Linked DNA regions of Homo sapiens: all the other regions are linked to region 2. A link is a contact called in ENCODE Hi-C or POLR2A ChIA-PET data. All regions are on one chromosome and are shown on one strand. The core of a region is the stretch at or near the end of the contact, and the rest is flanking DNA. Distances in the headings are between cores, read along the strand shown.

The links. A loop is a pair of places that touch in the nucleus more often than their neighbours do. ChIA-PET counts read pairs that join two places held with the same protein, here RNA polymerase II (POLR2A). Pooled maps may share reads with other maps.
Region 1: a pooled map shows a loop between it and region 2 (14-fold over the local background). The contact joins the promoter of SLC22A4 here to the promoter of FNIP1 in region 2. A Hi-C loop is called at or near these places in 1 of 168 maps with a recorded cell type or tissue (Caco-2) and 16 of 50 pooled maps. POLR2A ChIA-PET finds 5 or more read pairs at or near these places in 2 of 52 experiments (HepG2 and activated CD4-positive, alpha-beta T cell).
Region 3: a pooled map shows a loop between it and region 2 (3-fold over the local background). The contact joins the promoter of P4HA2 here to the promoter of FNIP1 in region 2. A Hi-C loop is called at or near these places in 1 of 168 maps with a recorded cell type or tissue (cardiac septum) and 4 of 50 pooled maps.
Region 4: a loop to region 2 is called in a map of B cell, with 3 times the contacts of the local background. The contact joins the enhancer-like site here to the promoter of FNIP1 in region 2. A Hi-C loop is called at or near these places in 1 of 168 maps with a recorded cell type or tissue (B cell), 1 of 37 single-sample maps with no recorded cell type and 6 of 50 pooled maps.

The regions. Positions count from the first base shown.
Region 1 is chr5:132,293,021-132,295,776 of GRCh38, forward strand. It overlaps SLC22A4 (solute carrier family 22 member 4), which reads left to right and starts at 1,374. Exons shown (of 10, transcript NM_003059.3): 1 at 1,374-1,989. The coding sequence starts at 1,597. RefSeq lists enhancers at 347-965, 782-831 and silencers at 1,062-1,421, 1,492-1,541.
Region 2 is chr5:131,795,712-131,798,472 of GRCh38, forward strand. It overlaps FNIP1 (folliculin interacting protein 1), which reads right to left and starts at 1,306. Exons shown (of 18, transcript NM_133372.3): 1 at 1,119-1,306. The coding sequence starts at 1,210. RefSeq lists silencers at 920-1,199, 1,250-1,509.
Region 3 is chr5:132,226,118-132,229,134 of GRCh38, forward strand. P4HA2 (prolyl 4-hydroxylase subunit alpha 2) reads right to left here and starts at 1,736. Exons shown (of 15, transcript NM_001017974.2): 1 at 1,673-1,736. RefSeq lists silencers at 1,453-1,712, 1,853-2,082.
Region 4 is chr5:131,378,053-131,380,752 of GRCh38, forward strand. The region is part of intron 3 of CDC42SE2 (CDC42 small effector 2); the gene reads left to right. Among named protein-coding and RNA genes, the nearest start is that of CDC42SE2, 120 kb to the left of the region's middle. RefSeq lists enhancers at 1,732-1,961, 2,012-2,061. Within about 2 kb of position 1,264, at least 12 of the 41 ENCODE cell types and tissues checked have a DNase peak (open chromatin) inside an H3K27ac peak, as active enhancers do; they include B cell, where a contact is called at or near this core.

The DNA of each region.
Region 1 (2,756 bases), core at 124-2,623, 500 kb after region 2:
GCTGTCCTAGCACATCAGGATGTATAGTCTTATTACAGGTAGGAAACTGAGGTTCCAAGGGGGTGGGAAGTCCTCCTAAGAGGAGGGGTCAGACTGGAAGCTACACAAAAAGAGGCAGAAATGTCCCTCCGCCTCTTAATCGGAGCCTGGGGAAACAAACACACTCGTGCAAAATCTCCAAAGAGGTGAGCTCTTCACCCTGTCAATTTTATCTGCCTCGTGAACCCCAGGGCTCAGGCTCCAGGCCCGGGCTAGCTCACACAACAGCAGAAGGGCCTTAGGTCTGGGCACTGAGCCAAAAAAAGGGAGGCTGTGGTCCCTGCTTTGGTTACCCTGCCGGGTCTGAGCGCCAAATCGGATCTCCTACTTCTCTCTCCCTCCCTCCCTCTGTTCCTGGACTGGGGGCAGGCCCTTCTGCTAACAGAAAGCCTTCCAGTCGGAGAAAGCTCTGACAGCCTGCCGCGATAAAGGGCCCTGGGGGCGTGAGGAGAGCAAGGGGCTCAAAATCAGAACCCAGCGTGACGACAGTGCCTCCATGACTGTGCTCCCGCAATGCGCAGGCTCCATGTCCTGGCGCCCGCCCGCCCATGGACCCGGCGGGGGCTTCCAGGCTGGGCTCAGCCATTACGCCGGCGTGCGGGGGAGGAAACTCGCCTCCCGGGCACTCGGTTGTCTCCTGCCCCCGCCCCTCCCTCCGATCCGGGCCCATCTCTGACGTAGTGTGACCTTGCTCATCCCTTCCAGGCTGTGGGCCTGTTTTCCCTGTGCAAGATGAGGGTCCTGGCTGTCCTGAGGACGCTGTCCGGGCGCCGCCAGGGGTGACCGAATTCAGCTCTGCTAGGACTGTTGGGAAATGAGCTCCCTGTCGGCGTGTGCCAGCCGCCTGCGCGAGGCGCCACAGGAGAGGGCGCGCTCCTGTCGCTCTGCCGCCCCCAGAAGTTTCCCGGGAACCGACTCCACTGACTCGCCCCTCCGCGCCCCACGCGTGGCAGCCTAAGCTCAGCCTCCAGATTGGAGGAGACCGCGGAGGGAACCCTGCTGGGGTCTGGGCCCGGGGCCACGCGGCCCGAGCAGATCGAGGGCCGACCCCTCCGAGAACTCGCTCTCTGGCCTCGGCTCCTCCCTTGCGCCCGCCCTCCCACGTGGGGCCCAGGTCTGGGAATCAGCGCTCGGGGGTGGCTGGGGACAACCGAGAACGAGCTTCTTCCCCGGCACGCGGGCGGAATGGCTGAGCCCAGCCTGGAAGCCCCCGTCAGGTCCTTGGGGGCGGGCGGGCGCGCGAAGCACAGGGCGGAGACAGCCGGGAGCCCAGCCTCCCGGGCTGGGCCGCCCTCCCCTTCCCCGCGCCCGGCCGGGGATGGGGGTGTGGTCCCAAGTGTACAGTGGCATCAAGCTCAGCGCGAGCTCCCGGGAACGCTCCAACGCCTTCAGCCTGTTTCCCAGGAACGGTCCCCGGCTTCGCGCCCCAATTTCTAACAGCCTGCCTGTCCCCCGGGAACGTTCTAACATCCTTGGGGAGCGCCCCAGCTACAAGACACTGTCCTGAGAACGCTGTCATCACCCGTAGTTGCAAGTTTCGGAGCGGCAGTGGGAAGCATGCGGGACTACGACGAGGTGATCGCCTTCCTGGGCGAGTGGGGGCCCTTCCAGCGCCTCATCTTCTTCCTGCTCAGCGCCAGCATCATCCCCAATGGCTTCAATGGTATGTCAGTCGTGTTCCTGGCGGGGACCCCGGAGCACCGCTGTCGAGTGCCGGACGCCGCGAACCTGAGCAGCGCCTGGCGCAACAACAGTGTCCCGCTGCGGCTGCGGGACGGCCGCGAGGTGCCCCACAGCTGCAGCCGCTACCGGCTCGCCACCATCGCCAACTTCTCGGCGCTCGGGCTGGAGCCGGGGCGCGACGTGGACCTGGGGCAGCTGGAGCAGGAGAGCTGCCTGGATGGCTGGGAGTTCAGCCAGGACGTCTACCTGTCCACCGTCGTGACCGAGGTGGGTGCCAGGCCGAGACCGTTGACCCGGGAGTGCCTGACCCTCCCTCTGCGTCAGCCCCCCTTGAGACTCCCTGCGCAGTGCCCGGGTCAGCGCTCCCCTCCCCCTCAAACCTGCTGTTCATACTTCCAGCAGCGGGTGTGCACCCCAAGAAAGAATAGGACTCACGCGAGGCGCATTCCTGGGTCGTTTCTGTCCAATAAGGAGGTGATGGAGAAAGGAGTTTGTCACCAACTGTCTTTTCATTTCCGATTTTCACAACAAATGAAGTTTCCTAAGAACCTAGATGTTGCGTTGGGGGAAGCGCAGCCCCAGGCTACCCAGACGCACTGCCTGAGTCACCTTCCTGCCAGGCATGGGAGGAGGGGTGTGAGGGACCTTGTTACTGGGCAGGGCGGGGCCAAATCTTGTCTGTTCCCTGGCCACAGACTTCTGGAGGCATCAGGAGGTGTACTGCCGTACCATATACTTGTGAGGTTTGGGGTCCTTTCCTGAGGCCCCAGTTTCTCTAAGACAGCAGATGGCCTCCTGAGGCTCATTGGGTGCAAGGAAGCACAGAAGGCGAAACCCCAGCTGGAAGCCCTGGCCCTCAGGGACCTCTCTGAGCACAGGGTGAGTTGGCAGGCAGGGGCTGTAGCCCCTCAGCACCCTGCGTGGTTAGTGGCAGGTTTTCTAAGTTCCAGGAATGAGGATGCACACACACTTCTCCCGCTTTTGCTGCTTCACATCTGGTAAGGACCTGGGTCAGGATACACCTTTCTTCTGAG
Region 2 (2,761 bases), core at 56-2,555:
CAAGAGAGAGTGAATAATTTTAAGAATAGCAAAATTTCTTAAACCAGTGTGGCAACTTCGCCTGTTCCAAAATTTGACAGATTCTCTTTTTTTATTTTTATTTTATTTTTTTGTTTCTACTATTGTTGTACAACTGGGCTCTTTGCTATCCTACCAAGTTTAAAACGTGTGGCATTTGACATTTAGCCTAGTTATATTTGCAAGTTTCCACACTGCAATACGTATAAAGGCTGTTTGGACATAATCTCCTCAGGTGCAGTTTAACGACTAAATTTTACCTTGAATTCAGGTTTATATCAAATCTTACAATTCTGAAAAGTTACTCTGCCAGCAACAGGTACTACAATGAAAAATTAACAAAGCCTGTAACACTACAAAATGCTCTACTAACATTTTCAATTTTTAAGACTCCTTTTCAGTAACAATTCGAGGAGGAAGAATCTACAGCCAATTCCAAGGCCAGATTTCATTCAATTTGGTCTTCCTTCGGCAGTAACCCTAAACTCAAGTTTCACATTTCTCCTTCGATAACATTAAGGTCGCTCGGTCCGGTTACTGCACACCTCCAATTTTAGCGTCCAAGAAACCTGAAAGAACGGCACGTTGCCTACTCGCTCCTCCAGCCTTCTCTCAACTCAGAAGCTTGGCCAAACGTGCCGCTCTCTCCACAACGCCAACGGAGCTGGAACGCAGCGCCCGGAGGACAACTGGTCACGGGGAGGAGGGGAGAACTTCGCGGCCCGGAGTACGGCGGCTGAGGTCCAATCCAGCCCGCGCCCAACTCTACTCGGTGCCAGGAAGGCGTGTGGACCCAAAGTCTCAGGCCGCGGTGCTAGGTCCGGAGGAGCAGAGTCGCGCGTGGCTGGGGGCAGGTCGTAAACAAACCGACGGGAGGAGGGGGAAGGGGCAACGGCGAGGCGGGTGGGGTAAAATAAAAGGTAGGACCTCGCTCCAACCCTTCGGCGCTAGCCCGCAGCCGGCTCCACCCCACCGAGGACCAGATGCTGCTCTCGGCGCGGCGCTTCCGCTCGGGTCGGAACACCGAAGGCCCCAACACCCCTGGAGCCCGGAGCCCACAAGGCCATCGGCTCCGCGACCCCCGCCCCACAGCGCCCTACCTGAACCCGCAATCTGGGTCCCGGGCGTCGCGGCCGGGCGCGCCCAGCCCGGTCCTCTTGCTGAAGAGCTTCTGGAACAGCGTAGGGGCCATGCTAGCCACGGCCAGGCAGGGGTCGCTCCGCTGGGCGCTTGCTAGGCCCCTGCTCCTACAGCCGCCCCGCCACCCCCATGGGCGCCTCAGTCATATGACAGAAATTAGTCACTTCAAACGGCCACGGCGCGCGGGGCGGGGCGCGAGGCAAGGCCGGCACTCATTGGCTGGAGGGGGGCCGCATCACGTGGCGGCGCGCGGAGCAAGGGGCAAGGTGGGGGCGTGGGGCGGAGCTGCCTCCCATAGGCTCACTGGCGGGTCCCGTCACGTGGCAGGGGCGGGGCGTGAGCCGAGAGGACAGGACTGGAAGGTGGCTAGGGATGTGTAGCGGGAGAAGGGTCAGTCTCGATCTTCCCCTGTGAAGCTGTCAGCGACCATCAGAGGGTACGCCGGGGTGGCGCGGGGACGATGCCAGGAGCCTTGGAGTGCAGAAGGCTTCGACTCCCCGCACCCACAGAGTTGCGTAGGGAACCACGGGCAACCGACTCTTCCTTGTCAGCCCCTCCCTAGCTTCTGCGGCTTCACACCTCCATTCCGCGCCGGGCAGAGTCTGGCGGCTCCTGGAGCACGGAAGGCCCACAAGCGTACCCGTGGGGCCGCGGCCAAGGCTGGACTTTGAGCCCAGGACCCCAGGACCGCCCTTAGAAGGCTGCGCCGGCCCGCGAGAGGTCTGGGATCTGGACAGCGCGGGGGCTGGCTCACAGGGACTGGTGAAGGAAACTGCCGGGACCCCTGCCACAGCCATGGCTCCCCGCAAAGACGACCTCGAGCAGGCACTGCGGGCAGTTTGTACTAGCGCCTAGAACCCTGACACCGGGAATTAGTCTCTTGGAAGAGCTAGCGATTGGAGGCTCAGGAGTTAGGCTGTTTCCTTGTTAACCAACAAAATCAGGTGAAACCAACGAAGTCAGGAAGCCTAAAGACATATATGTACAGATATCTAACCCTTTACGCTAATTATTTAGATTTTTAATAAATCTATCTTAATGTTTAGGTATGAAGACGGGAGGAACTGTGGAATTTTAGTCAAGTTACAGGGAAGAAACGCTTTCTAAAAAAAGAAAAACATTGCTCACATGTGACCTCACAGTCTTATTTAACCCATGGAACCAAAATATATCAGAGTTTGTATCAAACTAATCTTATAAATTTTCAGCAACCCCATCCATTCACTCACTCCCCCTCCAGGATGAGGAAGCTCGTACAATGGGATGTAATCCTCAGAGAAATTTAGGAAATAACTTGTATATGGTTGGAAGGCTGGATAAAAATACTTTGGGCAGGCGTGGTAGCTCACGTCTGTAATCGCAACACTGCAAGGCCGAGGCAGGCAGATCGCTTTAGCTCTGTAGTTCGAAACCAGCTTGGGCAACAGTAAGACCCTGTCTCTACAAAAAAAAAAAAAAAAAAAAAATTTTAATTAGCCAGGTGTGGCCGGGCGCTGTGGCTCACGCCTGTTATCCCAGCACTTTGGGAGGCCGAGGCGAGTGGATCACCTGAGGTCACGAGTTCAAGACCAGCCTGACCAGCATGGTGAAACCCCGTCTCCAA
Region 3 (3,017 bases), core at 486-2,985, 430 kb after region 2:
GTTTAAGTACAAGCCAAAGGAAATCCTAGTTCATTTAACAGAGACTAAATTATGGAACCTAATGTCAGATGAGACACAGGCTGAGAACAAGCAGCAGACCCCAAAAACATCCTATAAATTCTTAGGTGGACAATGGATCTCCACAAAGTCTGGGACATTTAAGAATGCCCCAAGCTACAACGTAACGGACTCCAGCCCTTGCTCCTAGGACAGGATTTCCTACAAGAGGGCTGGGGCTGTGAGGCCCCAGGTAGTCTATTATCAAGAAGCACAAATCTCGGGTGTCACTCTACAGCAAAAGACAACAGTCACAGTCTTGGGAGGGATCCCAATGCTCTCCTGCACCATCTCTCTTTTTTATTTTTTTTTTAAGATGGAGTCTCGCTCTGTCTCCCAGGCTGGAGTGCAGTGGCACGATCTTGGCTCACTGCAACCTCTGCCTCCCAGGTTCAAGCGATTCTCCTGCCTTAGCCTCCCGAGTAGCTGGGACTACAGGCGCGCGCCACCATGCCCGGATAGTTTTTTGTATTCTCCTGCACCATCTTAAAGTCAAATAGAATACAAAGGCCAGGGACCCACCTGGGCTGTCCAGCAATACCTGAGGCAGGAAGTGCCCTGATCCAGGCTCCTGCTGCGAAGGTCAACTGGGCATCTTACACATGCAGGGCACAGTACCAGGCACGTTATCTCACTCCAGGGTCTTGTAGACAGCGTCCGTGGACAGCTATCCCCTACAGTGTTCCTTCCCCATCACCTTGCTTCCACTACAAGGCCATAAGGAATGGCATTGGCCAAGGTCTCTGCTCCCACTCACATAGGCTGTTCCTCTGTCCACGATGCCCTTTTGCCAGCCTTCCTCTGACCACTCCAGCTCATGGGTCACCTCCTCCGGGAAGTCCTCTGGCCGGAGGCAGTCAGTGCTCTACCAAGTACCCACTGCCCGCATTCCCTTCCAGCACAGCGCTCACCACACTGCTCTGGGCCAGGACCTTCCCGCTCTTCCAATCCGCCTGTCCCACTGGGTTAGCAACTGCTTGCGGTTTCTGGCACACAGAAGGGTCCCGTTTGTTGAATTAGTTAACGAATTATCACGGGTCTCCGCAGCTGCCAAGGAAAAACAACGCTGGTTCCACAAGGATGTCTGGGGGAGAAAAGACTTTCTGATCCAATGGCCCATCTAATGGGCTCCAAGCTGGACCCTGCCCGGACAAGACCTAGGACTCCCAGCCCTTGGGAGGGTGCAGAACGGGCTTAGCCAATATGAAGAGGCCCCTCAGGGCCAGGCGGACGCCGCGCCCCCGCTCCCAACAGCCGGCAGCCCGGGGTCAGGCCGCCACTTCCCGGGAGCCTGACAGGGAAGAGCGGCCAAGTTCCCAGCCCCGCCCGACAGCCGAGGGAACTGCACGAAGGGCGCCGCTGACCTCACCACCCTGAGCTCGGGAAGGCTTGCGGGCGGCGGCACAAGAACCCAGACGGGTGCAGAAACAGGGCGGAGGGTGCAGGGTGGCGGCCCGGACTGCGCTGCTGGCGGCTAGCGGCGCGACCCCCGGCCCCGGATCCGGCCCCGGCCCCTAACTCTCAGCCCCGCGCGGGCAGAACGCACCGCCTGGCGACCCCAGCCCGCGCCCCAGCGCTAAGGTTGATCTGGCGGCTGAGCGGGCGGGGCGCTCACCTGGACACTCGCAGCTCCCGGCGTTTCCAGAACCTCCCGCGGCGTCGCCCGGTCAGCTCGGCGCCTCCTCCCTTGGCGACTCCGCCTCGGGCCGCTGCCGGGGCTCCGCCCACTTGAGCCGCCGCCACGTCCCCACCTCACGCTCCACACGCCTGCCTGCGTCCTGGTCCCCAGCTCCGGTGGCTCCGCCGGGGTTCGCCGTCCTCTGCGACCCCTGGGAACGCCCAGGCTACCCGGCCTCGCGGGAGCCGGAGCCGGAGCCGGAGCCGGAGCTGGCCGCCCGCGCCCTTCATGCCGCCCGCAGCCCACCGCACGTACTCCGCGCCCGCCTGGCTTTGGCGCCCCCACCTGCGGGCCTTGGCCCGCCCTCCTGCCCAGCCCCTGGGCGTCTGGAGAGGTCGCCACGACCCGATCCCCTCGCCGGGGCTGTAGGGAGAGCGTCCCTGGAGGCTGACGGATTTCCCTGCCTGCGCTCATGCCCATTGCCTGGGGGGCCCTGCCGGGTACACGGGCCCCTTCTTCCCAGCACCACCACAAGGAGGCTGTTACGGGAGGCTGGGGTCACCCCGGCTAGGAACTGGGTATCAGGAGAGGAGGCAGAACAGTGGAGAAGACCCTGAGGAAGACTAGGGACCTGGGGCCCACCCCCTGGAGACCGAGATTGGGAGGCCCATTCCCAGGGCCGAGCTCTCAGTGGGTTTCAGAGAGTCCCGGGCTCTGGTCCAGGCAGTCCTGGTGGCATGTGCAGGGGTGATGGATTGATGAGAAGGGGGCCCATCAAAGGCTGGGTGGGGGCGGAGGCGGGGGGGCGGTAACAACCTGGGGCACACTGGGTTGCCCAAACCCTTCTTTATGCCATGGGCCAAAAAGAGTGGACACCTGGTTCAGCCAATCCAGTCTGGAAGGGAATAAGGACAGAGATGCAGCAAACCTCAGCCTGAGCGGGAGGAGGCCCTGGCGGCCAGGCAGGTTCCCACGCCTGCTCTGTGAACCTTCCTCTCATGAATGAGGGGAAGCACGGTCTGAGAATCTCATCAGGGAGCAAGCCCAGAGCGGGAGATGCCCAGCCTCCGCCCAGGCCCAGTGTGGATATTCCCTACGGCACACGGGCCAGGCAGGCGGCCCAGACCTGGGGAAAGCAGGAGCACGCACACGGAAATACACATAAAACATGGGTGAGCCATTGTTCCTGCCTGCGTCAGCCACCGGCTCGAGCCCGGCTAAAACTACACAAACCCTCCTGCATCTGCTACATCCACAGAAGCTTCCTTCCATCTCCTCCCCCTTCTCAGGAGTTTGCCCCATGGAACATCCCTTTTCTCTCCTGAAGGCTCAACTACCCGCT
Region 4 (2,700 bases), core at 14-2,513, 420 kb before region 2:
AAGTTACAATACAATGTTTTAAGTACTATAATTGAATATGAGCCATGTGCTGTGAATGTTCAGAACAGGAAATATCCAACAGCCTCAACTCGGAATGTTTATGTTTGAGCTGGGTCTCAAAGAATGAGTAGGGAGAGACTTGGGGCAAGGGTGTTTCATATAGTTTGTTGACATTACTACCATAAAAGGTATTTTCATTTTTTGTGTCAATGAATATCCACTAGGAAGATCATTTTCATCAAAAAATGTCAAATCCATTTTTTATATTATTACAACTTTTGTTAGCCTTTTTTTCCATACTGTGAACTAGATTGATTAACTTGGAAGCAGCTCACGCACCCAGGGAATCACTGTCACTGGCATCATAGAAAAAAAATACCCACTTGTTTTAGAAATGCCTGGTTCCTAATTACACTGTCAATATTTCAAAAAACTAATGTAGCTTATTTCAGAGGTTCCCAAACTTCTCTTAACGGTTCTGTAATTTTTTTCATGGTGCCTCTAGGCCAAGAGAAATACCGTACAGACTTGTTTATTAACTAATTTGGTACAAACAACTTAGTAAAGATTTATGTCCCAACAACTTATTTGCCTTTAAAAAATAAGATATAAATTGAAAAATATTTTTATTTAATTCTTAAATAACCAGTTACATACTTATGGTGTGTTTGTGCCTGTTGGGATTATACAACTTCTCAAACTGTGGAATCAGACTGAACACCACCACCTTCTTTTCTAGTTCCATACTGACTTTTGCATAGTGCTTGGGTTTTTTTCACAGTAACCACTGAAAACTCAGCTTCACAAAGATATGCTGTTAAAAAGAATGTATGTTCTAATGTTGAAGTTACAAATTATCTGAAGCTGGTAGTTCACTCAGTGTCAAACACACATTGAGCCTCACTGTGTTTCCCTCAAATAGAAAACCCTGGCACCCCTGGGTTTTGCTGGGATGCCCCAAGACACAATTTGGAAATAGTGGGCTTGTTAGATTTAATTCATAGATTTAGGGATTTAGTTACACAACTCAACTGACTTTCTCTAGGTCATAAAGTTGAGTCAGCATAGCTTTCAACCTTTCATTTACTTTGGCCACATTTGCATAAATGATTGCTATTTTATACCCTGAAAGTTCCAGCTTTTTTCACTGTCCCAGATGGCAAGTATTTTCATTTTCTTTATTCACTCTGTATCTGCTTCTAGAACTACCTCAGGCTGTACCATCTTTTACTCTTACTGTAGGCCTTCTGCTAACCTGATGGGACCTGGCCTTCATTTGCTTCTCAGTGACATGTGTTTGCACACTAAGCTGCCCAGAGAATAGTCTTTGGGAAAGTTTTAACTTTTAAGTGATGATGTAATTACTGTTTTCTAGAAGCTACAGTTGATCCATATGCCAGAAATGTGAGGGAGGTAGATATAGTATGGTTATATACATATTGTTTAGATAAGGATGCAAATAAGGTTCTCACAGTAGCAAATCCTTTGAAATTAACCTGCTTCTCGCCTCCTTGGATATACTCCAAATTGTTTAGTTCATTATCTTTAATAATTATGATGTAATTATGTAAAAAGTTATGGGAAGAGACATTTTGCCTAATGTCCCCTCCACACTAACATAGCAGTTCATTTGGGTCTCTAGTCCTTCACCTTATGCAGAATAAAAGTTAATATTTTAAGGATGCAAGGATTATTCAGATGGTTGACGGTCTTAACAAAGTTTCCTATAAAGAATTTGTTTCCAGGAAACACGGTGACTCTGCTAACGACAACTGTTAATACGTATCAGAGCAGAGTGCACCATTTCCTGTTTTTCTTTGCGGAGGTCTGACTCTGGAATTCCCCTTGTTTGCCCATGACTATTCTTTTTTTTTCTTTTGAAACAGAGTCTCACTCTGGCACCCAGGCTGGAGTGCAGTGGTGTGATCTCGGCTCACTGCAACCTCTCCCCGCCAACCCCCCACCCCAGGTTCAAGTGATTCTTCTGCCTCAGCCTCTCAAGTAGCTGGGATTACAGGTGCCTGCCACCATGCCCAGCTAATTTTTTTTTCTTAAAGAAAATATTTAATTTTCCATAGTTATTGGGGCTACAGGTGGTGTTTGGTTACATGAGTAAGTTCTTTAGTGGTGATTTGTGGATTTTGGTGTACTCATCACCCGAGCAGTGTACACTGCACCATATTTGTAGTCTTTTATAAAACCCTTGCCCCCCTCCCACTCTTCCAGAGCCCCAAGTCCATTTGATCATTCTTATGGCCTAATTTTTGTATTTTTAGTGGAGACAGGGTTTCGCCATGTTGGCCAGGCTGGTCTTGAACTCCTGACCTCAAGTGATCCACCTGCCTCAGCCTCCTGAAGTGCTGGGATTATAGGCATGAGTCACCATGCCCAGCCACCCGTGACTATTATACAGTACCCCAAACAAGTGTGCCATTCTTTAAATGTCCACATTGTGCCTTAAAATACTGCATTTTTATAGTTTAGAATATTTATTTATATTTAAATCCAGGTTTTTGATAGAGTGTTGTAGGAAAGAGTGTAAAGAACACTTCCACCTGTGTCTAGATCCACCTTTCCTGCCTTCTCAGGAACCTTGTAAGGTTGACAATCCATTTTCTTTTTCCTTCTTTTTCTGTACCTCTTTTACTGGATCTTTCCCATTAGAAATTGAGCATAATGAATTCTCTGCCATCTTACAGG